Regions from separate parts of the Homo sapiens genome. Here all the other regions are linked to region 3. Evidence: chromatin contacts called from ENCODE Hi-C or POLR2A ChIA-PET data. All regions are on one chromosome and are shown on one strand. The core of a region is the stretch at or near the end of the contact, and the rest is flanking DNA. Distances in the headings are between cores, read along the strand shown. Region 1 holds the start of PDIA6 (protein disulfide isomerase family A member 6). Region 2 holds the start of KLF11 (KLF transcription factor 11). Region 3 holds the start of KIDINS220 (kinase D interacting substrate 220). Region 4 holds the start of ODC1 (ornithine decarboxylase 1). Region 5 holds the start of HPCAL1 (hippocalcin like 1). Region 6 overlaps LOC100506274 (a long non-coding RNA gene).

Region 1 (3,937 bases), core at 322-2,821, 2.0 Mb after region 3:
TGGCAAATATTTACATCTCTTTAAAACATGTACTAGCTGGGCCAGGTGACTGACACTTGTAATCCCAGGATTTTGGGAGGTTGAGGAAGGAGGATCACTCGAGGCCAGGAGTTTGAGACCAACCTGAGCAATACAATGAGACCCTGACTCTACAAAAAATTTAAAAATTAGCCAGGTGTGGTGGCATGTGCCTGGATCCCTTGAGACCAGGAGTTCCAGGCTGCAGTGAACTATGATGGAAACCCTGCACTCCAGCCTAGGAGACAGAGCAAGACCGTGTCTCAAAAAACAGAAAGACATGTACTAACTCATTAATCCTCAGGACAACCCTAAGGGAGTACTATTATCAGTCCCTAAAATGGTGAACACCGTTGAAAAGGCACTGGCACAGAGTGGTTAAGTAACTTGCTCCAAGTCACAGAGCCAGTAAATAGGGGGAAGGTGGTCTGAGGCCAGAGCCGAGGTTAAGGACTGTCAGAGCCAAGGCTGTGACCAAGGCGAGCCCGGCAAGGACAGGACCCTCGGCCTCGCCCACTAAGAAGCAGACATTTACAGAATTCCTAAGACGCCGCGTTCCATTTCGTTTTTAAGGAGTCCGATCACATGCGAAGCGCCCCTGCGTCTTAAGCCCAGCTTTTGGAAGGCACTGTCCCTTTCTAAGGGAACTATGGGTCCTTATTTCAGGACTGAGATTTAACATTTCAGTTTTTCGTTTCTGAGACAGAGTTTCACTCTTGTTGCCCAGGCTGGAGTGGCGCGATCTCGGCTCACTGCAACCTCCGCCTCCTGGGGGTTCAGGAGATTCTCCTGCCTCAGCCTTCTGAGTAGCTGGGATCACTGGCGCGCGACACCACGCCCGACTAATTTTGTATTTTTAGTAGAGACGGGGTTTCGCCATGTTGGTCAGGCTGGTCTCGAACTCCTGACCTCAGATGATCCACCCGCTTCGGCCTTCCAAAGTGCTGGGATTACAGGTGTGAGCCACCGCGCCCGGCTTAACATTTCAGTTTTTAAAAGTAGGAGCTGCATAAAGCAGGTGGCAGAAACAAGCAGCAGTGCAGGACGCCCGCCAACCTCCGTCCCCACGCACGAGTTCGAGAAGAGCCCGGAACAAGCTCCCCTGCGACTCTCCGGGAATACAGACCCCCTCCCCGGGATCCGGCCGGGGCTGGGCTCCGCGGCTCTCCCGCCCGGCCCTGGACCCCGCGCCCGGCTCCAGCGCACGAGGCTCCCGCCCCCCGCGGCTGCGGAAGCCCCTCCCCACGGGCGCCCGAGTCTCCCGCGCACCCGCACCTCCGCCGGGGCAACCTAGCAGCTCCTCCGGACGCCGAGGCCCGCGCCTCCCGCCCGCCAGGCCCACTTCCGGCCGCCTGCGGCCGCGGCCCGCCGGGGAACGGCCTAGAGATTCGAAACCTTTCAGGCCGACCCCAGCTCGCCCGCCTCCCTCCGCTGGCCCGCACCTACCGAGCACCAGGAGAGCCATGCCGAGCGCCGGGCTACGTGCAGTCCCCACCGCCGCCGCCGCTTCAGCCCTGCAGCGTGCCGCACGCCGCGCCCCCGCGCCCACGTCCCGCCCCAGGCCAGTCCGGTGGTCCGAGGGGCGGCCGCGCGGGGGCGGGCCGGAAGGCGCTCGCCAAGCCGTGGCTGCGGCTCATTGGTCCGGGCGGACATCGCTCACTCACATATCCAATGGGAGGCGGCCGGGTAGAGGTTACCGGTTTGGTTTTTTTTCACGGGGGCGGTGGCGAGCAGCGGAAGGCGGGGCCTGCTGGGGGCGGGGCTGGCAGTCTCGGCTCGCACCGCCTCAGCTCCTCCGGGCCCTCTCGGGGTGCTGCTCGGAGGGGAGTCCAGTACTGGGCGTTTTTACCTTAGTTCCTTATTCTGCACCCCCCCACCCCGCCTCCTCCTTGCCTGTGTGCGCCCCCACCCTCTTTATCCCGGGGGAGCGTGACTCGGCCTCAGGGCACCCACGGTCCTGGGAGCTGACAGGGAATTCCTCTTGTGCCCGACGAATATTCCGTGGACACACATTTGCTCCGCACGCGCTGTCTGCAATGTAATTCGACAAGTTTCTATTTTGTTGAATTACTTTTGAAAGTTCTTCCGTCCAGGGCGCATGGCTCTGCAGAGCCTTCTCCTCCTTCTCTGGAGAACCCCAGGGACTTAAGCGGTAGCCTCCTCGCTGACAGGGTCTCCACTTTGTCCTGGGGGGCGAGGGGGCTGGCAATGCGCTCACGTGGGTGTGTGCTTTGTAAAATATGCAAAAGTGAAAAAAAATATGTTTGTGGGGCAGGCTGGCGAGCAGTGGCATGATACAGTTCACTGCAGCCTTGAACTCCTGGGCTGCAGTGAGCCTCCTGCCTCGGCCTCCCAAAGTGCTGGGATCACAGGCATGGGCCACCACGCCCGGCAAAAGTAAAAATTTTTTTGCTTTTTTTTGAGATGGAGTTTTGCCCTTGTTGCCCAGGCTGGAGTGCAAAGGCGGGGTCTTGGCTCACTGCAACCTCTGCCTCCCGGGTTCAAGCGATTCTCTTGCCTCAGCTTCCCGAGAAGCTGGGATGACAGGTGCATGTCACCACGCCCGGCTAATTTTTGTATTTTTAGCAGAGACAGGGTTTCTCTTGCCTCAGCTTCCCGAGAAGCTGGGATGACAGGTGCATGTCACCACGCCCGGCTAATTTTTGTATTTTTAGCAGAGACAGGGTTTCTCCATATTGGCCAGGCTGGTCTCGAACTCCCGACCTCAGGTGATCCGCCTGCTTCGGCCTCCCAAAATGCTAGGATTACAGTTGTGAGCCACCACGCCCGACCTAAAAGTAAAATCTTTCAAGCACAAGTTAAGACCACTGTATCTTTCCGCCTTGATTCTCCCTCCTATGTTTGGAGTGGACTCGGACATTTTGTTTTTGTATTAGTAATTTCTCCATATTGTAGTGTGTAAGGCATAAGTATTCTTAGGCAGGGGTCCAGGAGTGGTGGGGGCCGGCTGGTGGGCTTCCTGGAGGAAGTGGCACTAGAGCTGCGTTTGGAAGATTTTTCAGGCAAACTGAACTCAGAGGCACAGCAGCCCTCTGAAGTCACGGGGGCCTCTCCTGGAAGCCACATGCCAGCATTGATTTTCCCCAGGGAGGCTGCTTGTCCCGGGACAGAAATCCTCAGCTTGGTACCCCGGGCAGCTCCTCCTGAATGTGAAGGTGCGTGGGAAGCCCAACCGGTGATCGCAGGGCTGTTTGGGATTCACAGCAAAGGGCAGTGGACTGCGAGCCTGTTCCTCCAGGCCTGTCTGCTTTCCCTGAAGGGCGCCTGAGGGGCAATGAATGCTGTTTGTTTTTCTGACCCCTTTCCTGCATTTGACACATTTCCCCCCTTAAATTTGCTGCTGTTGCTGACTGGATTACAGCGAAGTCCTTCCTTTTCCTCTCAGCCTGGAAAGTCATGCTTTTCCTCCCTGGATGGAGGAATTTAATTCTCTTACCAGAAGAGGGCCCCTTCATTTGTCTTTACATTAAGACAGTTAACTTTGTCCCCATGGGCCACAGACATCACAGCTTCCACAACGCACTCACGATCGAGTTTGTTTTCTCAGGGTTGTGAGTTGATCGCAGCCTCTCCAGGCCTGCTGTGTTTGGGTAGCAATCCTGCTTGGAACAGAACCCTCGAACTGCGGTGGCCCACACTGCCAGTGCCCTTTGTGTGCTGTGTGGTCTCTGTCCCAGTTGGCCTCAGGGCTGATCCTCGTGGAGAAAACAGAGGCCAGATCATAACTCCCTGCTAAATATCCCAGGTCACTGGCTGCTCTGGACCGTGGGCTGAATGCGCAGCTGCACGAGGCACACACCCCTGTGAAGCCCACTGTACAGGCACAGGCTTCGGGAAATGCACAGGCTTCTGGAAATGCACAGGCTTCTGGAAATGCACAGGCTTCTGGAAATGCACA
Region 2 (3,706 bases), core at 1,207-3,706, 1.2 Mb after region 3:
GCAACTGTGCGAAAGGGAGGAGGTAAAGGTGACGCTCAGGTTTCTAGATCAAGGAACAGGGTCTCCAGTTGTACCCTTCACGGAGGTGAGAAATCCAGATTTGGCTGGAATCCGAGTTCAGTTTTTTGTTTGTTTTTTTGAGACTGAGTCTCTGACGCCCAGGCTGGAGTGCAGTGGTGCGATCTCGGCTCACTGCAATCTCTGCCTCCTGGGTTCAAGCGATTCTCCTGCCTTAGTCTCCTGAGTAGCTGGGATTACAGGCGCCTGCCACCGTGCCAGGCTAATTTTTGTATTTTTAGAAGAGACGGGGTTTCATCATGTTGGCCGGGCTGGTCTTCAACTCCTGACCTCAGGTGATCCGCCCGCCTCGGCCTCCCAAAGTGCTGGGATTACAGGCGTGAGCCACCGCGCCCGGCCCTGAGTTCAGTTTTTTTAAGGACACAATTAGAGGTGCTCACGGGATGTTCAAGCAGGGAGGCTGGTGGATACCTTCGATTCGCTCGTTCACCTACGTGGACTTATTAAACAGCCAGGCTCCCTGGCCTTGGGAGAGTCCTTCTGGTGGGGAGACAGATGATAAATAACTGAAGTAATGGAAAAGGGGCAGTTCAAGAAAAGTGTTGTGGAGGAAGAAAACAAGAAAGCCCGCCAGAAGGGGACTGGAGGTCGGCCCCGAGGGTGTGTCCGCTAGAGGGGGCCTCTCCAGGTGGACTGCGGGTGAGAGTAAAGGGGGCATGTGGGGGAAAAGCATTCTAGGGAACAGCAAGTGCGAGGACCTGGAGACGGCAGAGGGGCTGGTGGGACAGGCGCCCAAGAGGAGGCCCAGGCTGTCCCTCCGGGGCGTGGGGAGAGGCATGGGGCTGGGTCCCTGCAGGAGCTCACAAGCCACAGTGGGGAGCAGAAGCGTTACGCTGAGTACAGTGGGAGCCACTGAAAGGGTTAAAGACCCCTGGGGGTGCTGAGTGGGAAGAGGCTCTGGGAGCTGGAGTGGACGCAGGGAGACCAGTTATAAGGCGAATGCAGGAGTCCAGGCAAAAGAGAATATTCCAGTGTGTATCTTAAGACTTAACTTTTTACACACAGAACACCCTGCGCCCCTCTCAGAGCCTCCGGGGTCTTCATGCGAGCAGTTTATCACGGTTCTTTCGTCTTAAACCCTCTTACTATTTCAGCAAACACCCTCTCCTCAGCCTGGTCAACCCCTCTGCCCAACCCGAGTGGGCCCCGAAGGAACAAGTGGGGACCAGAGTCCTGCTCATGTGAGTGGTGGGGCCCAGCCCGTTCCCCTAAGACCAGAATTCTCTCGCTCAGAGCAAAGCCCCGGGGTGCCGGGATTCTCTCTCTGCTCCCGCTCCCTGGATGGAGCTTTTAAAAAAGGAGGATTCCTCACTGCGGCCTCTGCCCCTTGCACTGAGCGCCAACCCGCATCACAGCTCAGCAAAGGCGCGCGCAGTGAACAGACGGAGGAGGGGTGGCTCCTCGCTGAGCTGAAGGCTGCGGCGACGAAAATAAACAGCATGGTTCCTGCTCTCCACGAACCTGGCGCTGCAGACGTGGGCAAACCACACCAAGAGACGCGAGCAACCGAAATATAGGGAGAAAAAAAAAGGTGCCCTGGACAGCGGGCTAGATGTCTCCTGCAGGCTCGAGGACTTCCCGGAGGGGGCGGCGTTTTCTCGGGGCCTGGGAAGAATGGGCGGGTTTCAGCGGGCGCCTTCTGGGTGACTGCCCGTTTCGGCTTCCCCTGACCCCGTAACAGAGCGGAAGAGGCCCAGAGACGCCAGAGGAGGGGCGTCAGCGGGACACTCAGGCCAATAAGCTCTGACTCCCGCTGTCTGCAAAAATGACCGGATGCAGGAATGTCACCTAGAACCGGCCAGCTTTCCGACCTCTCCGGTCAAGGACGCATTCCTAAGAGACGAAGGGAGAATGACAGAAGTTAAAAACAACCAAACAAAAGCCAGGTTGAGGCCTCTAGGTGGGTCTCCGCTACCGATGGATTCAGCCGGTGGGGCTGCAGGAGGTTCCTATAAGCGTGGTCCCCTCTCCCCGCACCGAGTCCGGCCCCGGCCCTGGGATTTCCCCAGCCGCCGCCCCGCCCCCTCCGCCCCGCCGCCCCCGCCGCCCCGCCGCCCCCTCCGCCCCCGCCGCCCCCTCCGCCCCCGCCGCCCCCTCCGCCCCGCTTGCCCCTGGCGCCGCTGCGACCTTTCCCTTACTTTCCAGGGCCTCAGGCCCCGCCCCTCGCTCCGACCAAAACACGTGCCGCGTCCCGCCCTGCCCGATCACGCCGCGGCCAGGCTCCGATCACGCGGCCCCCCGCGGCGCTCATTGGCCGGCCGGGCACGAATTGGCTGGTGGTGGCCGGCCCCGCCCCGGCAGGGGCGCGGTGTATTTTGGTTCGCCTCCGCGCCCCGCCCCGCCAGCCGCTCCCTCCGCGGCCGCCCCGCCCCTCCCGCGCCGCGAGGGCCGCGCCGGGGCAGAGCCGCGCGGGCGGGCGAGGCGCGTGCCGGCCGCAGGAGCTCCGGGTTGCCGCCGCCGCCGCCGCCCGCAGCCCACGTGCGGCCGCTGCTGCGCCCGAGCTCACGCCCCGCGGCCGCTTTGTTGCTCCCGGCCGGCCTGCACGATGCACACGCCGGACTTCGCAGGCCCAGACGACGCGCGCGCAGTGAGTGGTGGGGCTGCCGCGGCGGGACTACTCGTCTGAGCGAGGGGCGAGGCGGGGGAAGTGGTGCGGCACTCGCGCGCCTGTAAATGCGGGAGGTGGGGCGTGCAGGGCTTCGCTGCGGCCGCGCCGGTAGGGGCCTGGGCGGGCTCCGGAGCCGGGCGGGGCGGCGGCCGCGACGGGCGCGCCCGGGTCGGCGGGGGCGAGGAGGGGGCGTGTTCCCCGCGCAGCTTTGTCTTGCGCTTCCTGGGCGGCCCCGCCCCGCTGGCCCCGCGGCTATTTCCAGCCATGACGTCACCCCGGTCCTGTGAGCCGGACGGCCGTTGGGCGGGGGAGCGGCTGGCGGGAACGCGGCACGCGGCCTTGGGGGCGGGGCAAGAGCTGCTGGCGGGAACGCGGCACGGTTTTGGGGGCGGGGCACGCGGCCGTCGGGCGGGTTAAGAGCGGCTAGCGGTAGTGCCGCTCGGGCCTGGGGGCGGGCAAGGTCTAGGGGCCGGGGCAACGACGGGAGGCGGGAGCGCCGCACTGCCTTGGAGGCGGGGCAACGCTTGGAGGCGGGAACGCGGCACGCGAGCGTTGGGGGCCCTAAGCGTCGCGACCTGGGGGCTTCGGGGAGGTAGCCGTGGACGTGGGCAGAGCGCGGGCCTCGTGGTGTGCGGGCACTGTGGGCCGGGCGAGCCCCTTCCCGCCCGTGTGGTGAGTCGGCCTCGGCGCCCGGTTCTGTGACATCACAGGGGGTTTAGTGGCGCAGCCTGCGGGACAGAGGCCGGGGATTTGAGGTGGCCTCGTCTTGTTTGATCTCGGGGAACCTCGGCAGACGGAAAGCTTTGATGCTTTGGTGCATGGCAGATAGAGAGGAAACGTGTATCTTCGTACATTTAAAGTTTCCTTTCCTTTTTTTTTTTTTTGATAGGGAGTCTCGCTCTATCGCCCAGGCCGGAGTGCAGTGGGCGCGCGATCTCGGCCCACTGTAACCTCCCTGGGAGGGAGGGGTATTACTCTTCTCAGAGTAATATCACCCTCTCGCCCCCGGCTTAGTTTTCT
Region 3 (3,440 bases), core at 118-2,617:
TTAAGTTATGCCTCCTCCCTTCCACCACCCCAGCTGGGCGAATGGGGCTTTGGCCAGGCTGAATTTGAAGTGTCCCAAAAGAACTAGGTTGGAGAAACCCACCCAATACTTGGAAAAAGATACCGTTCACACTGTGTGTGAATGATCTGGAAATTATTCACACAAAGGGTGTAGAACAAGGATTCTCAAACTTGTGTGCACCAAAATTATTTGGGAAGCTTGTCAAATACACATATCCCTTGAGCTCCTCCCCGGGAGAATCCCATTCCCTAGATCTGGGGTGGTGCCCAGAAACTGACATTTTAACAAGCACCCCAAAATGATTCTGATGAAAGTAGTCCATGCTAGTAAAGCTAGAAGAGAACAAAGAACACACCTGGCCACGGCATTTCCCAACCTGGGCTCTGCACTCAATACCCCACGGTGGTTTAAAAAGGTGTAGATGTCTGGTCCTCAGTGTTGTCAAAATGTGGACAGGAACGAACCTGAAGGGGTGATTCCCGAGCCACACCTCAGGCCGAAGGAATGGGAATCTCTAAAACGCTAAGAAATCTACATTTTTAACAAGCGCCCATAGGGAGCAGAGATGGCTGCATAGTTATTCATAAAAAAATTTTTCATCGGTTTAAACCTGTCAACTTGAAAGAATAAAAATTCCAACATTACAAAGTGATGAAGAAATTATTTCCCTATAAATAAATCTTGGAGGCGTGGAAATCAATGGCTTGCACTATTTTGCCAGGCGTTTAAAAGCCTGCACAGGACAATGGAGCAATGGAGCCCACGATAAAAGCAAGGGAGAAAACAACACCTCCCGGCCCGTGGAAGCCTAGGAGGAGGAACCTAGAAAGACTAGCGGTACCAGCTAAGGGGGCTCTCAAGGTGGTGGATGTGCCAGAGGCTGCTTGGCAAAAGAAAAAAAACGGTTTTACCAACACCCTTCACCCCAACCCACCCGAGGGGCCCCTCAGGAGACAGACCACCAGAGACTCCAAGGTCGGAGACCTTCCCGGCGCTCCAGGAAACGCGGACTCGCCCCGAAAGCCGGGGCCCGAGCGTCCGGGGCCCGCGCCATGCCCTCCCCGGGACCCCCGGTCCGAGCTCGCCCCTTCCGCGCACTCCTCGGCTGTCCCACCTCCCCGCCCGACTCCCCGAGCCCGGCCTCGCCCCCGACTCCTCCCCAATCCCGCGGCAAAGCTTCGCGGACCGGCCTCCACACTGACGGTCTCCCAACCTGGTCCTCAGCTCCGGCGGAACGGGCCCGCTCGGCTGCAGGCGATGTCAGAGGACGGGGAAGCAAGAGACGGCGACTGCAAGCGCGTCGCCCTCACCACACCCGGCGGCCATATTCTTCCCTCTCCGCGAACTGACAGATCACGTGCCCTGGGTAGGGGAGGGACTCCGGGTTGCCACGCCCCCTGGGCGTGGAGGGGAGGGGCGGGGCGGGGCGTAGAGCAGGCGGGGCTGGAGGGGCCGCGGGGCGGGGACACCCAGGACAAGCGCCCCAGGCAAGGTTTTTCAGTGTCAATGTCACTCTTATTACAGTTAATTTATTATCCCTATTTTCCATTATAATCAAGCTTATTCAGAGAAATAAACATCAATTATATCTTCAGAAGAAACTGCACATACATAAGAAATGAAAGCCCGCTCAGCAGCCTTCTTCCGGATCCAGGAGCGAGACCTCTGCCTTTCGCGGGGCCTGTAGTTCACACTCCTTCCAGGTCTCCCAGCACCTCCCCTCACCTCCTTCAGCCTCCACATTCCTAGGCCTTGCTGCCAACAAGCGTCAATCTTGATTTTTGAAAAGGTCCAAGGATGATTACGACGTGCGTAGGTTGCGAACCATCGAAAAGCACCCACCAATGTGTCAACCTGGCAACTCAGGAAAAAGCCAATAAGGAGCCTGACTTCATCAGAAGTTGGTGCGGGGTGGGGACAATGGCTCACTCCTGTAATCCCAGCATTTTGGGAGGCCAAGACGGAGGATCACTTGAGCTCAGGAGTTTGAAACCAGCCTGGGCAACATGGAGAGACCTCTTCTCTACAAAAAAAAAAAAAAAAAAAAAAAATACAAAAATACAAAACTTAGCCAGGCGTGGTGTTGCACACCTGTAGTCCCAGCCACTTAGGAGACAGAGGTGAGAGGATCACTTGAGCCCAGGAGTTCGAGGCTGCAGTGAGCTGAGATCACACCACTGCACTTCAGCCAGGGCAACAGGGCAAGATCCTATCTCCAAACAAACAAACAAACAAACAAAAACGGAAGTTGGTGTGCCCCTCATGAAACAAGGAGCGAACACCCCAACGTGTACAGTGGAGTCCTAAATGGTGTGATTTCTTCGATAATGACTTGCTAAGGCCAGCCACTGTTGTAAACAGGGCAGGGTGGGTCAGGCGTTGGGGGTTAGAAGTATGGTAGGTGTATTAGCCCGTTTTCACACTGCTATAAAGAACCACCTGAGACAGGGTAATTTATAAAGAAAAGAGGTTTAATTGACTCACAGTTCTGCATGGCTGGAGAAGCCTCAGGAAACTTAAAATCATGGCGGAAAGGGAAGCAAACACGTCCTTCGTCACATGGCTGCAGGAAGAGAGGTGCCCAGCAAAAGGGTCAAAAGCCCCTTTTACATCCAACAGATCTCGTGAGAATTCACTCACTATCACGAGAACAGCACGGGGGAAACCGCTGACGTGATCCAATCACCCCCGACCAAGTCCCTCCCTTGACACGTGGGGATTATGGGGAATACAATTCGAGATGAGATTTGGGTGGGGTCACAGAGCCAAACCATATCAGTAGGATATAAGGATGAAGCCAACCTTAGAGTAGGGGAGAAGACAAGGAAACAGGTTAAATGTGCGTTATTTAGCACAGCCTTTCTGAGTCCTGACCATGTCCTAGGCACAGTGCAGTAAGGAGGTAAGCACAGAGGATGGAGTTACCAACTCTGCTTGGGGTCCACTAGGAAGGTTCACAAAAGAAGGGACCCCCCCCCCCCGCACCTCCAGCTGTATCTGAAGTATAGTTTGTCCATCACATCAGTTGGATGGGGCTAGGAAGAATGTCCAGGTCGGGGAACAACACTTTGGAAAAGAATAGAGATGAGAAGGAGGGTGGCCCAAAGTTCCAGGAACTGTCAATATTTGCCAGCCTTGGGGCTGGGGTGGCAGCATGGGAGGGGGCAGTAGATGGAGCAGGGGTCAGCCTCTGAAGGGCCTTGAGTGTTAAGTACCATTTGGGAATTTGTTCTAGGGAAATAGAAGGCCACTGAAGGGATTAGAAGAGTATCAAATTTGTCCTATGGAAATAGAAGGCTGCCTCCCCCAGCATCCACTACCCTTCCCACCACCCCCCAACCCCATCTTTCCTCAGCCTCCAGCTGTTTCCCTCAATCCCCTCCATCCTCCTCTTATCCTCTCACTGCTTCCTCCACCCT
Region 4 (3,648 bases), core at 997-3,496, 1.6 Mb after region 3:
GTCAACTTATCACATTGTATTACAGTTGCTGTTACCTGATCAGAATTCAGTATTTTTTTTTTTTTTTTTTGAGACAGAGTTTTACTCTTGTTGCCCAGGCTGGAGTGCAATGGCATGATCTCGGCTCACCTCAACCTCCGCCTCCTGGGTTCAAGCGATTCTCCTGCCTCAGTCTCCCGAGTAGCTGGGATTACCGGCATGTGCCACCACACCCGGGGCCTGGCTAATTTTATATTTTTAGTGGAGATGGCGTTTCTCCATGTTAGTCAGGCTGGTCTCCAACTCCCGACCTCAGGTGATCCGCCTGCCTCAGCCTCCCAAAGTGTTGGGATTACAGGCGTGAGCCACCACGCCCGGCTAGAACTCAGTATTCTTAAACCAGCGTTGCCTACCAAGTTTAGCAATTCCGGGAATGCCAACTGTCCTTACAGTCACTCTCGTATTTGCTTAGCTATGAGAATAATTTGGGGCTAACTTCACCAAAAAAGAAAAACAAGCAAGAACATCACTCTAGTAACAATAAAAGCCACTGTATTTTGCTTTCATCAAATGTGGCACCTTGTGAACCAGCTTTCTTAAAATTATTTATTTTAACCTTTAAAAATTTCTGCCAGGTAGAGCTTTCTTCTTTTCCACTGTGCAACCCACTTCAGTGCCAGCAGCCTACGGGCACAGAGGCCAGGCAATGGTTCGGGGACACAGTTTGCTCTGGCATGGGGTACTATGACAGGCCCAGGGTGACGGGCCTGTCATAAATCCAAACCCATGCATAGAATTTGCTTTAAAGCTCTATCTATTGTGACTGCTTGGCATTGTCAACCTCCGAAGTTGCCTAAATCACCCCTCGGAGAAGGGAAGAGAGTAACAACGCTAGCAAAACCATTTTTGTTACAGACATGGTTATATATTTTTGTTTATATGAAGAATATTTACAATTTAATAATAAATAGGCTCATGCAGTCTCGGACTGGGTCATTTGAGGCCTTATTAAATATTTTTAAGGCAATGTTCAGGCCTAAACTTGGAAAGTTTTGATTTCTTTTTAATACGCCAATACTTTTTTGCTTTTCTGTATCTTTTAAGGCGTTACTTAAGTAACTTACTTGAATATATTTTACTGAAGAACACCTTTCGGTCTTTCTGTAACAGCTAAGTTATTTAAAATGGTCAATCAATTAGCACAAGAGGATAATGTTAGAAGAGATAGGGGCTAATTCAAACAAACTTTGAAAAAAATTTCACAAATCAATTAAAGTCTGCCCAATTTTATGTTTAAACAAAGTCAGCCAACACATTCTTTGTCCTCCCCAGACATTCCTGAGAGGTTCTGCCTTCTACACTTTCACCAATTATTTCGACTTCGCAAACAGCACAATCAGCCTTTTCTGCAAACCTTAGGGCTGTCTCCCCTGTGTATGTCCGTTCATCTAAGCCAAGCTTTTCCGAAATCACCGAGTCATTCACAGTCCTTAAATAAACACCTCTAAGTCATGGCCGAGCATCTAATATCACAGCTACTACAGCAAGACTATCTTAGCTCTACCCACTCTCGCGGGTTTCCAAATTGGTGTCATCTGCTCTGTAGACACAGCGAAAATAAAAACTGGAAGGAAACTGAAGGCGCCAAGGCCGGGGCCCGCTCGTCTGTACCAAGGCGAGCCCGGGCTCTGCGCCCCTGCACCTGCTGCGCGGCCGCCAGGGCCTCCCCAACGGCTCCCCGGCCAGCGCGCGGCCGCCGAAGGGTTGGGAAAGAGGCCGGCGCGGGGCCGCAGGGTCTCCGGGTGGGTCTCCCCTAGGCCCCTCCAGCCCCGAGCTGTGAAGACGGGGGCAGAACGAGGCGCCCGGATCACCCTTATCCAGCCGCGGGAGAACCCCGGGCCGGGAGGAAGCGGCGCCTCAAGGTCGTGGCCCGCTCGGCGACCACGTGTCTCCGCAGGCCGGCGAGGCGCGCCGCACACGTGCCCGGGGCCCGGGGCCCGCAGCCCGCCCCGGCTCCCGCCCTCGCTCCCTCCCTTCCTCCGCGGCCGGGGAGTCCCTCACCTCAGAGCGCCCAGGCGCCGCAGGCCAGCCCCATGGGGAAGCGCAGACGCCGGAGCCTGAGTCGCAGCCGCAGGAGCGCTCGGCCGCCCCCGCCGCGCCCGTCAGCGCCTGGCTCCCGCCCGCCGGAGACGCCGGCCCGAGGTGGCGCCGGAGCTGCTGGCAGAGGGGCGGCGGGCGGCGGCGGCGGCGGCTACAGGAGGGACTGACAAAGCCCCACGGCACGCCGCTCCCTACTTATAGCACCGGCGGGTCGCCATGGAGACGCACCAGCTCAAACCAGCCACGATCGGTTCCGGCCGGGACACCGCCGGGGGAGGGGCGGGGGCCCGGCGGTGGCCAACCCGGGCCCGCGCGGAGCTGGTGGGGCGCCGGCGGGCCGACGTCAGCCGAGCCGAGCACCGCCTGCCCCACGCGTGGCCCCCGCCCCCGGCTTCGCGCCCCGCCCTCCCCGCCCTGCGGCCGCCTCTCCCCGCCCTCCCCGCCCTGCGGCCGCCTCGCCCCGCCCCGCCCTGCGGCGGTCTCGCCCGCCTGGAACTGGTCCGCGCACGCGCACGACGCCGCAGGCCCCGGCCCCGGCCCGCGGCAGCTGAACGGCAGAGCCTGTAGCTGCACAGCTGTGCTTCCACCTGGCGTTCAGTACCTCGTGCCCGAGAGCGGAAAAGGGAAATCGCGAGCGGAGGACCGATGTGCTGGCCACGTGGGCCCCGCCGGGCCGACTCCGGACCCTGCTGCCGCCCATTCCTCCGGTGCAAGGGACCTGGAAGTGATCCCGGTGCCGCTCTGCTCCCACCAGCTAGGGAGCAGAGGCGCGGGAGGGAAGGGGCGTCCCGGGGGTCGCCAGCACGCTGCGGGCAGGGCTGGCAGCCGCCTCCACGCCCCCGCGCTGGAAGCCTCGTCTTTGTAACATCGAGGTATCCTGTAACTAGATGGGTCCTGGCCTGCGGAGGTAGTTTCCCCTGTGAAGCCAGGGACTCAGCCAGGAGCGTGAGGGGACCCGGATCCTGAGTCTCCAAGCCGCCCACTACCCTCTGCTTTACCGGATGGAACTCATCAGTAACTAGGTATCTTTAAGGGCGGCTCCCTGGCGCGCTCTGAGAGTTACGGAAGTCCCAAAATGCTTTGACCGAAAACGTCTAAACAGTGAATACATAAAGCAAAAAGCCGCGTGGGAAATTCGAGTCCCTAGGAGCGCCCAGGGGACGCCTCTGGAGGTGGACTGCCACTCACTCCAGGCCACGCTGGAATGCCCGCACCAGGGAGGCACTGCACTTGAATTGGGGACACTTTTTTTTTTTTTTTTCATTTTTACCTTTCATTCCCTTTTGGACAATCCAGACAGGATATGTCTCTCCCTAGGGTGGGGATTTCGACTCCTTAGGGTGGGAGTACAGCCGATGAAGAGTTAAGGAGAGGAGTGGGTAGATCTAGATCTAGCCTTGGGTGGGTGGGGGCGGGGTTGGAGGAGCTCAGAGCACTGGCCCAGCGCTGCCCCCAACTTGCTGTGTGCTCTTGGACAAGTTATCTCCCTTCTCTGGGCTTCAGATAACCCAAGGATCCTTACATATCTTTATAGCTACAAAGCCCTGTGAGGTTTTGAAAAACTTCCTT
Region 5 (3,613 bases), core at 153-2,652, 1.5 Mb after region 3:
CTGGCCCATGGATGTGGGTGGAAGTGACGTGTGCTTCCCCAGGCCTGGCTCCTGGACCCCACCGACGGCTTCTCACCTGTAACCCCACCAGCCTTCTACCTGGATACTTCACGGGGAGCTAGAGTGGCCTTGGCTAAGAAGGAGGCATGGCACCCGCGGGTACCGGGCCGCCTTCATCAGTCGGTGCACTCTGGTCCACCGCCCACATGCCTTCATGTAATCTTCACTGTAGGGCCCACAGGGAGGGGAACTTCCTCGAGGTCTAGCTTTGCCTTTCCGCCTTCAGAGCCAAGTAAGAATGAGGGGTCTGGGCTCGGCCCACCTTCCCTGCAAGGCCCTGTGCCCGCTCCCCTCAAAGCTGGTCTTGCATGTTGCTCTGGCGGCCTCTGTAGCAGGAGTTCACTCTGTTTTCCGTGGAGGAGGAGTGGAAGGAGGGATTCAAGCTCTCCCCTAGAGACGCTAGAAAGACAGTTTTGTCTCAGCCTCATACGATCGCCCAGCTCCACATTTCTGGCTGTTTCTGTGGTTACCTTTCTTCGGGGATGTTTGGGGCGGGAGGTGGGTGTGTGTGTATATTTGCTCTTCTGAAGCCGTTTTTCCGGAGCTCCTGGTGGGGGTGGGGGTGCTCTGTCCCTGGTTCCTCTCGAGGCAGGTGCAGGGGATGGAGGATGCCCCCCTCCCCGAGAGCCAGGAGGCGCCGACCCTGGGCAGGAGGTGCCAGACCGGCGCCTCTCCCGCGTGGAGCTCGAAGACCACAGATGCCTGGAAGGGAGGAGCACCTTCCGTGGTTAGGTGGGGAAACCGAGGCAGAGGCGGCCCAATGGACTCGCCTAAACGGCCTGGGGAGTCACTGCAGGTAACCAGAGCTGGAGCCAGGCTTCCCACTCCAGGCCCGGGGCTCTCCCCCGAACAGGCGTGGGAAGGGGTGCGAGCTGCACGCGGGGCTGGGGCTGGGGGTGCGGGGCTGGGGCAACTCGGCTCTTCCCCTTCCTAGGCCGCCCGGGCCACTTCCTGCGGCGTGGGGGCGGGGGGCGCGGGCGCAGGGCTGGCCCCTCCCGGGCGCCGCCTCTCGGCCTCTTCTATACCAGCAGGCCAGAGGCCAAGGGTTAGGGGAACAGAACCGGTGCCCGGCTCCGCCCCTGTCCCGAAAGCCACTGGGGGCTGGGACCCGGCAGGGCCAGGTTTGGGCCGCGAGGGCCGAGGAGCAGCGAGGTGCAGGGGCTGCGAGGGCCGAGCCGGGCGCTGAGGGTCCGGCAGGGGGCGTGGAGGGGGCGGGGCCCGGAGGGGGCGGGGCCGTAGGAAACTTGAGCGCCCGCCTCTGGCCGCGCGCCCCGCCCCGGCCCCCGCCTCCGGGTCCCGCCTCCAGGTCCCGCCTTCGCGTCCCTTCCTTCCCGGAGCTGGCAGGCGGGCCGCGGCGGCGGCGGGCAGCGGACGGGCGGACTGACGGGCGCCTCCACCTTGCTCCCTCCCTGGCTGCCGGCTTCCTTTTGTCTTTCTGGGCGGCGATGAGCGCAGGGCCGGCGCAGCAGCTGCGGGCGCACGGAGGCCCGCGCTGCTAGTCACTCCTCCCGGCCTCGGCGCGCTTGTCCCGGGCAGCGGCCCGGGCCCGCTGCAGCCGCCGCCGGCGCCGAACTTGGGCTCGGGAAGCCGGCGGACCGCGTCCTGCGCCGGAGCAGGTAGGGAAGGGGCGGGCTGCGGTCTGCTGGCTGCTGAAGTGTGCCCCGGGCGTGTGCACCCGGCGTGTGCACCGGCGAGCGCTGCGATCCGGCTCTTTGCGTGTGTGTTGTGCGCGCGTGTGTGTGTCCGGGAGTGCCCGCGTTTCTCTGCGCGGTGGAGTTGTGGGTGACTGCGGACGGTGGTGTGTCTTTCGAATGGCGTGTACTCGTGGGCATCCATGTGTGCCTTAGGTGTGCACATTTTGGACTGCGTTTGTGGAATTGTGTGTCGGGGCGCAGTTGCTGGTGGGGAGCGGTGCCTGGCGGGTGTCGTGTGTGAGCAGCTGTGCGCAGAGCGGGGTGGCGGGGTGGGTGTGGGTGGTCCAGCCCCACGCCCAGAGCCCCCTGTCCCTGCTGGTCGGCGCAGTGCGTAGCTTAGGAGCCTCGAGGACAGCTGGGACCCGACGGGCAAGGGCGGGCCTCGCGGGCAGGCTGGGCAGCCCTCAGGGAACAGGTCCGTGCGGCCCACGTGGGTCGCCTGTGAGCTTCTGCCAAGGGTGGGGGCCCACGCGGAGGCGATCCGCTCGTTCCTCCCAGGGCCATGGGGCGACGAGGAGAGCCCTGGCCTCCCCGCGACCCGCACTGCGACCTGGGCCAGACGCGCCACCTTCCCCGGTCGCGGTTTGCTTCTCTTTAAAATGAGGACAGCTCCTCCCTTGGGGGCTGTGGTGACAGGTGAAATGAGAACGCACTGAAGACAGCTCTTGGTCCAAAGCCCCGCACACAGTAGGTACTGTGTTAATTGGATTAGCGTCTCCTGTTTAAAATCCTTTTTTTTTCCCCTTTATCGTGGGTGGGGCCTTACATTTTCCCCGGGCGTGTTTTGTGCCTCTCCCTGGCCCTAACTTAACCGCGAAGCACTGAGATTCGAGAAAGTTTAGCTGCCAGCTGCGCTGCCTCCTGCAGCACCTCCCGGGCGGCGCCGCCTCCGCGAGTGCCCGAGAGCGCCGCGCTGGGCGCCGGCCCTGCCCCAGCCCCCAGGCTCCCGCGCAAGCGTGGGGGTCCCTCTCCTGGCCGGGAGGCAGCGACTGCGGAGTTGAGAACCCTTTGGTTCAACAAGTTCCTAGTCCGGGAGGATGCAGCTCAGCTCGTGGAGTCCGAGAGTCACGGCGTAAAATTGGCGCTTCCCGCACATGCAGATCTCGGGCTCCCGGGGTGTCCCGGCCGCCAAAGGCCACCCCTTTCCTCCTGGCTGACCCCAATTCCACCAGAGGAGGATGTTTGCCAGGGACGCCGAGTCCAGCTGCTGGCCTCGGCATTAGACAACCCCCAGCCCCAGCCCCTGCCATCCCTGCTCCCTTGCAGCCAGCCTCATGCCGGGGGTGCCACATGGGACACCTCCTCCTAGTCCCACACCTTAATTTAAAACATTTACTTTTGAAACCTACTAGTCGTAAAATTGAACCGCAGTGAACGAGCACCCAGCTCTTACCACGACTCACTCTCTGGAGAGTTCTGGCGCCTCGGCGCTGGCTCGGACGCAGCAAGGCCAGCTCTAGGGGTCGGGTGGCTCTCGGCCAGAGCGAAGGATATTCTTTCCCTTCATCGCCTTGGTGTCTTTCTCTGGGGGAAAAAAATCGCCTTTAACCAAGGGAGCCAAGATCTCACCAGTGCAGGAGGCTCTCAAAATGGAGCGCCGGCATGGGGTTGGGCTGCGGAGGGGACAGCATGGGCGGCCTTTTGGTATGGATGCGCTTCCCAACTGTCAGGGGCTACGTGATGGTGTTCCCAGAGAGGCGGGCTGCTTTGCGGGCTTTTAGGAGCCAGGGATAGAAACCTGGTCCGGTTCCTTTGGTTTCCCTCGGCCGAGACTGAAGCCCTGCAATCCTAGCCATGGCAGGCCAGGGGGATGCGATGAACTCATTTTCTCATTTTTCATCCTGACTTAGTGACAGGGG
Region 6 (3,821 bases), core at 17-2,516, 1.4 Mb before region 3:
CAAGTAAGAACTCTCAACTCCCTAGTGTTCCAAATCCCAGTTCTGGTGGAGTCAGGTATTACAGTCATAGCAGAGCAGAGGACCTTAGCAGCCCTAGGCAGAGAGGGGCTGAAGAAGCCAACCAAGGCTTCAGGTGTGGTTGGAGAAAGAAGTCTCAGCTTCAATCAAGTTTTCAAGTTGGATTAATACATGGGAATGAACTGTTACTTATCTGCTATATTGTTTTTGTGATATCAAGTAACCTGATTTTTTACATGTCCAAAAAAACAACAACAAAAAAGTATTGAAGCCTACCTTAAATTTCATCTAGGGACAAAAGGAGGAACTAGCCCACCAAGCAGGTTTAAAGGGAGTGTCGGACACAAAAATGACATGCCCCATATTGCAGTCTAGAAGGAACAACACGGTGAATTGTCTACTGCAGGTAAGCCAGGGGTGTTACAGGCGTCCTGAAAGGATACAGCGCAGGGTGCTGCAGCCAGGCAGTAAACAGTTGTATTTCTCTTTTCTCCACTGTCCTAAAGAGACTGCCCTGGGTGGCCCCTGCCTCGATTAGGTCACCAGATAGTTGCATTTGCCCTCCTCTGCCAACTCCCTAAGGTCAGGGTGGTGGCGTGCGGATTCCTAGCAGACTGCACAAGGTCTGAGGAAGGCTGGGTGGTGGACACACAGTTGATTAGTGATAGGAACCATGGTGGAGGCTTGTCAAAAGTCAACAGAAAGACAGACCAGCAGGGGTTGCCTGATTCTACGTGGAGCCCTGAGGCTGGGACTCAGCAAGAGCGGCAGGAGGGGACTGAGCGTGCTTTTAAGGACTGTTCAGAGAGCAAGGGGACCCAAAGGGAGAAGGAAGTGCACACCCTGACACAGAGAGTGAGGTGGAGACCCCAGCCGTGTCACAGAGCAGCGTGGGCTGGAGACTAAGCGCGGGGTGCAAGGGCTTCATGCGCCCTAGGGAGGAGGTCACTGTGGGCAAGAGGTGGAGTGGGGTGTATGGAACAGCCAGGCACTCGCAATGAGTCCATCTCTCAGTTCACCCCGGTCAGCCCTAGACTTCTGGGCTAGCCCAGCCGCTCCTTGCGTCCTGGGATGGGCTGCAGGCCTGCGAGTGGCAGGCGCAGCCCGGCTGCAGGAGCGCGGCTGGGGCTGGCCGCTCTCGCTGCCCTCTCTCCGGAACTGTTTTTTTCTGTCCTGGTCTCTGAAAGCCTTATTGATTGCTCAAAGTGAACTTCTCAGCCCACGGTTTCCTCACCCCCGGGGCAGCTTGCATTTCCTCTGCCGCGGCCTCTGTCGCCTCCCCTCCCGCGCGCCTCGGCCTTTTACATTTCAAATGCTCGACAGCTGGGCCAACTTCTGCTTCCGCCCAAAGAAGGGCTCTTTGCCGCTCACAATGGCCGGCCAGTGGCGCGGGGGCTCTTTTCTCTCCAGCTGTGAGAGAGGCTTTTTCAAAGGCCGGGGGGAAGCTGCCGTCCAGCTGCGCGCCTGGCCGCGGGGGCCCTGCATGCTAATCAGCGGCGCGCAGAGCCGGGCTCCGTGGGGCCGCGCAGATGCGCCCTCTCCGCCCGCAGAGCCTTCCGGGCAGGTGAGGCCAGGCCGGCCGGGCGTCACCGCAGGTGTGCACTCCGCGCGCGCACTCAGCTCGCTTTGGTGTTTCTCCAGGCCCTCAGGGCCCACCACTCCTAGTCCCAGCCCACAGGTCTGCCCGAGTCTCCGCCCAGGAATGTGGTCCTGACGCAGGGTGCTGGAACCAGGCTTCTGTATGCACTAGAGAAATGCCCTTGGCTCTATGACGGTGACCACAGAACCTGGACACACTGGGTGGGGGCGGGGGCCGGGGGTGGTGGTGGAGTCCTGATCCTGGCCACAGCCAGATGATTTTTGGAATAACCCGGCTTCAACTTGTTCATCACAGTTTATTCCCAGTTGAGTGCTTTTGTTCACCCTGGTCTTTATTTTGGGAGAATCTTCTGCTTTGTACCATGAGCGTCACTGCCTGTGGAAACCCTCTCCATCTGTGAAGTCCTCTTTCATATGGCCTGGCCGTCCATCCCCGCAGGCATTCCAAACGTCTTCTCTTTGGAGCACCGTGTTATTTCACCGTGGTATTTTGCTTGTCTTTAATAAGAATACCAAAGATACATAGTAATTGAGGCTTCACTAAGTTCCAGGTGCTAAAACCTGTCACATGCATTAATCTCATCGGGGTTGGTACAGTCCCTCAACACTGGAATTGTACAATCGTCATTTTATATGCTGGGGACCAGGGCACAGAGGCTGAGTGCTGGCAGGGCCATGGCTACCATGGCTAGATGCCCCGCAGCCCCCCGCCCCCACCCCCACACTGCCTTGTGTAGGTGTCCTCTCTATGTGTCTGATGGCTTTCCTGGGACTGGAATCTCCTTTAGGACTGGACTCTAGCATCTTTCCTCTTGGTGATCCGTAAAGGGCCCGCCTTGCAGACACAAGGGATAAAGGAGATGGAAAAGTGGCATCCGGAAATATCCTGAGCACCCACACTGCCACCTGCAGTAGGATCATCCCTGTCACACATGTGACTTCACCCACGCGGCCACCCACAAGGAGAGTTCTTAACTTCACCATTTTTTTAAATGATAAACATTAGATTTTGGGTGTACTGGACAGTAGAAAACAAAAATGTATATAACAGCTCCCGTTACTTATTATGGCTACTTGTATTGATGTGGCTCATGGGCTGCTCTCAGAGTGGATTTCTTCAAGGCGTGATGGACATGAGCTCCAGCTTCCCTCTCTCCTCTCTCCTCCAGTGTGATGCCTTCACCGGTTGGGAGTCATAGTGAACTTCCTTCTTTTCAACATTGCTTTAATGCTTATGATACTTATTTACAAACCACAACTCAGTGAGACAATTACTGTTAGCCATAATTCAGAAGTGAAGAAATCTAGATAAAAGAGTTAAAATGCCTGTTAAAATCAGAGAAGGACATAAACTCATTCTTGTACACTGGAAGTCTCAAACTCTTAATTCTTCCTTGGCCTAGAGATGAGTTTTTTTGGACCACATGATGTCTTCTTGTATAAATTTGAATTTATTAAAAGGTACTTAAAAAGTAGAATATTTTACGTTTTAAATATCCAGATTTCTAGTCTGTCTAGACAAATATCAGATGACCTGGCCACACTGGGCCTTCATTTTCACATGGCAACAGTCGGTACTGATTTTCCTCTGAGCACCATGTATGAAGGTGGCATCTCCCGTGTGCCCATCTCCACCCTCAGTCTGTTTCCCTGATTCACAGCATCTGTCTGGCTCCTGAAGGCATTGACTTTGCCTGGTTATGCTTCAAAAGCGCCACCTCTGTCCGTGGAATAGTCTCTCATAGAAAAACAGCTCTCTCTGTGATCAGAAGGTCTTATTGCCATCAGAATCTGTGGTCTATATCTCTTGAGCTCTGCATTTTGACATAGATTTCAAAGATTAGGAAGGTTATCACAGAGACCTAAGTATGGTTAGACATCAGAAACTCCATTAATTATTAGTTGCATCACCATTTCCATTCATGCAGAAAAATAACTTGATAAAATTTATCTCTTTTTTTGTGGTAAAAACAATCCTCAAGAATGGTCCTAGCCATTGCAATATGAAAAGAAAAAAAAAGAAAGAAATGAAAACTTTAAACATTTAAGTAATAGATAAAATTGCTATTATATGCAAATAACATATTTTAATAGAAAATTCAAAAGAATCCCCAAACCATTAACACTAATGCCTACTATATTCAATTCATTTATTCAACAAACATTTATTGAATGCAGTGGCTATTCCAGTTGCAGTAGGTGAG

The links. Hi-C counts contacts between places; a loop is a spot of excess contacts on that map. ChIA-PET counts read pairs that join two places held with the same protein, here RNA polymerase II (POLR2A). Pooled maps may share reads with other maps.
Region 1: a map of CD4-positive, alpha-beta T cell shows a loop between it and region 3 (11-fold over the local background). The contact joins the promoter of PDIA6 here to the promoter of KIDINS220 in region 3. A Hi-C loop is called at or near these places in 2 of 168 maps with a recorded cell type or tissue (CD4-positive, alpha-beta T cell and naive thymus-derived CD4-positive, alpha-beta T cell) and 8 of 50 pooled maps.
Region 2: a map of B cell shows a loop between it and region 3 (10-fold over the local background). The contact joins the promoter of KLF11 here to the promoter of KIDINS220 in region 3. A Hi-C loop is called at or near these places in 2 of 168 maps with a recorded cell type or tissue (B cell and naive thymus-derived CD4-positive, alpha-beta T cell) and 8 of 50 pooled maps. POLR2A ChIA-PET finds 5 or more read pairs at or near these places in 1 of 52 experiments (GM12878).
Region 4: a map of CD8-positive, alpha-beta T cell shows a loop between it and region 3 (19-fold over the local background). The contact joins the promoter of ODC1 here to the promoter of KIDINS220 in region 3. A Hi-C loop is called at or near these places in 3 of 168 maps with a recorded cell type or tissue (CD4-positive, alpha-beta T cell, CD4-positive, alpha-beta memory T cell and CD8-positive, alpha-beta T cell) and 9 of 50 pooled maps.
Region 5: a map of CD4-positive, alpha-beta T cell shows a loop between it and region 3 (6-fold over the local background). The contact joins the promoter of HPCAL1 here to the promoter of KIDINS220 in region 3. A Hi-C loop is called at or near these places in 1 of 168 maps with a recorded cell type or tissue (CD4-positive, alpha-beta T cell) and 7 of 50 pooled maps. POLR2A ChIA-PET finds 5 or more read pairs at or near these places in 1 of 52 experiments (activated CD4-positive, alpha-beta T cell).
Region 6: a pooled map shows a loop between it and region 3 (3-fold over the local background). The contact joins the enhancer-like site here to the promoter of KIDINS220 in region 3. A Hi-C loop is called at or near these places in 1 of 168 maps with a recorded cell type or tissue (CD8-positive, alpha-beta T cell) and 5 of 50 pooled maps.

Annotation. Positions count from the first base shown.
Region 1 is chr2:10,811,214-10,815,150 of GRCh38, forward strand. It overlaps PDIA6 (protein disulfide isomerase family A member 6), which reads right to left and starts at 1,572. Exons shown (of 13, transcript NM_005742.4): 1 at 1,465-1,572. The coding sequence starts at 1,483. RefSeq lists an enhancer at 575-634 and a silencer at 1,125-1,874.
Region 2 is chr2:10,041,094-10,044,799 of GRCh38, forward strand. KLF11 (KLF transcription factor 11) reads left to right here and starts at 2,457. Exons shown (of 4, transcript NM_003597.5): 1 at 2,457-2,665. The coding sequence starts at 2,624. KLF11-DT (KLF11 divergent transcript) reads right to left here and starts at 2,308. Exons shown (of 3, transcript NR_135558.1): 1 at 2,217-2,308; 2 at 1,540-1,911; 3 at 460-558. RefSeq lists a promoter at 1,715-2,614 and silencers at 2,301-2,530, 2,821-2,870, 2,991-3,040, 3,081-3,150.
Region 3 is chr2:8,836,246-8,839,685 of GRCh38, forward strand. It overlaps KIDINS220 (kinase D interacting substrate 220), which reads right to left and starts at 1,368. Exons shown (of 30, transcript NM_020738.4): 1 at 1,235-1,368. RefSeq lists silencers at 1,425-1,484, 1,495-1,544.
Region 4 is chr2:10,446,081-10,449,728 of GRCh38, forward strand. ODC1 (ornithine decarboxylase 1) reads right to left here and starts at 2,247. Exons shown (of 12, transcript NM_002539.3): 1 at 2,041-2,247. It overlaps SNORA80B (small nucleolar RNA, H/ACA box 80B), which reads right to left and starts at 769; the gene lies at 634-769. It overlaps ODC1-DT (ODC1 divergent transcript), which reads left to right and starts at 3,648. Exons shown (of 5, transcript NR_110597.1): 1 at 3,648. RefSeq lists silencers at 184-413, 1,638-3,117 and an enhancer at 1,428-1,517.
Region 5 is chr2:10,301,502-10,305,114 of GRCh38, forward strand. HPCAL1 (hippocalcin like 1) reads left to right here and starts at 1,403. Exons shown (of 5, transcript NM_002149.4): 1 at 1,403-1,676. It overlaps LOC101929691 (a long non-coding RNA gene), which reads right to left and starts at 1,216. Exons shown (of 4, transcript XR_922791.3): 1 at 77-1,216. RefSeq lists silencers at 938-1,717, 1,602-1,799, 2,118-2,297 and an enhancer at 1,978-2,037.
Region 6 is chr2:7,429,870-7,433,690 of GRCh38, forward strand. It overlaps LOC100506274 (a long non-coding RNA gene), which reads left to right. Exons shown (of 6, transcript NR_038432.1): 4 at 311-424. Among named protein-coding and RNA genes, the nearest start is that of LINC01871, 290 kb to the right of the region's middle. RefSeq lists enhancers at 217-950, 951-1,684. Within about 2 kb of position 1,267, at least 11 of the 41 ENCODE cell types and tissues checked have a DNase peak (open chromatin) inside an H3K27ac peak, as active enhancers do; they include CD8-positive, alpha-beta T cell, where a contact is called at or near this core.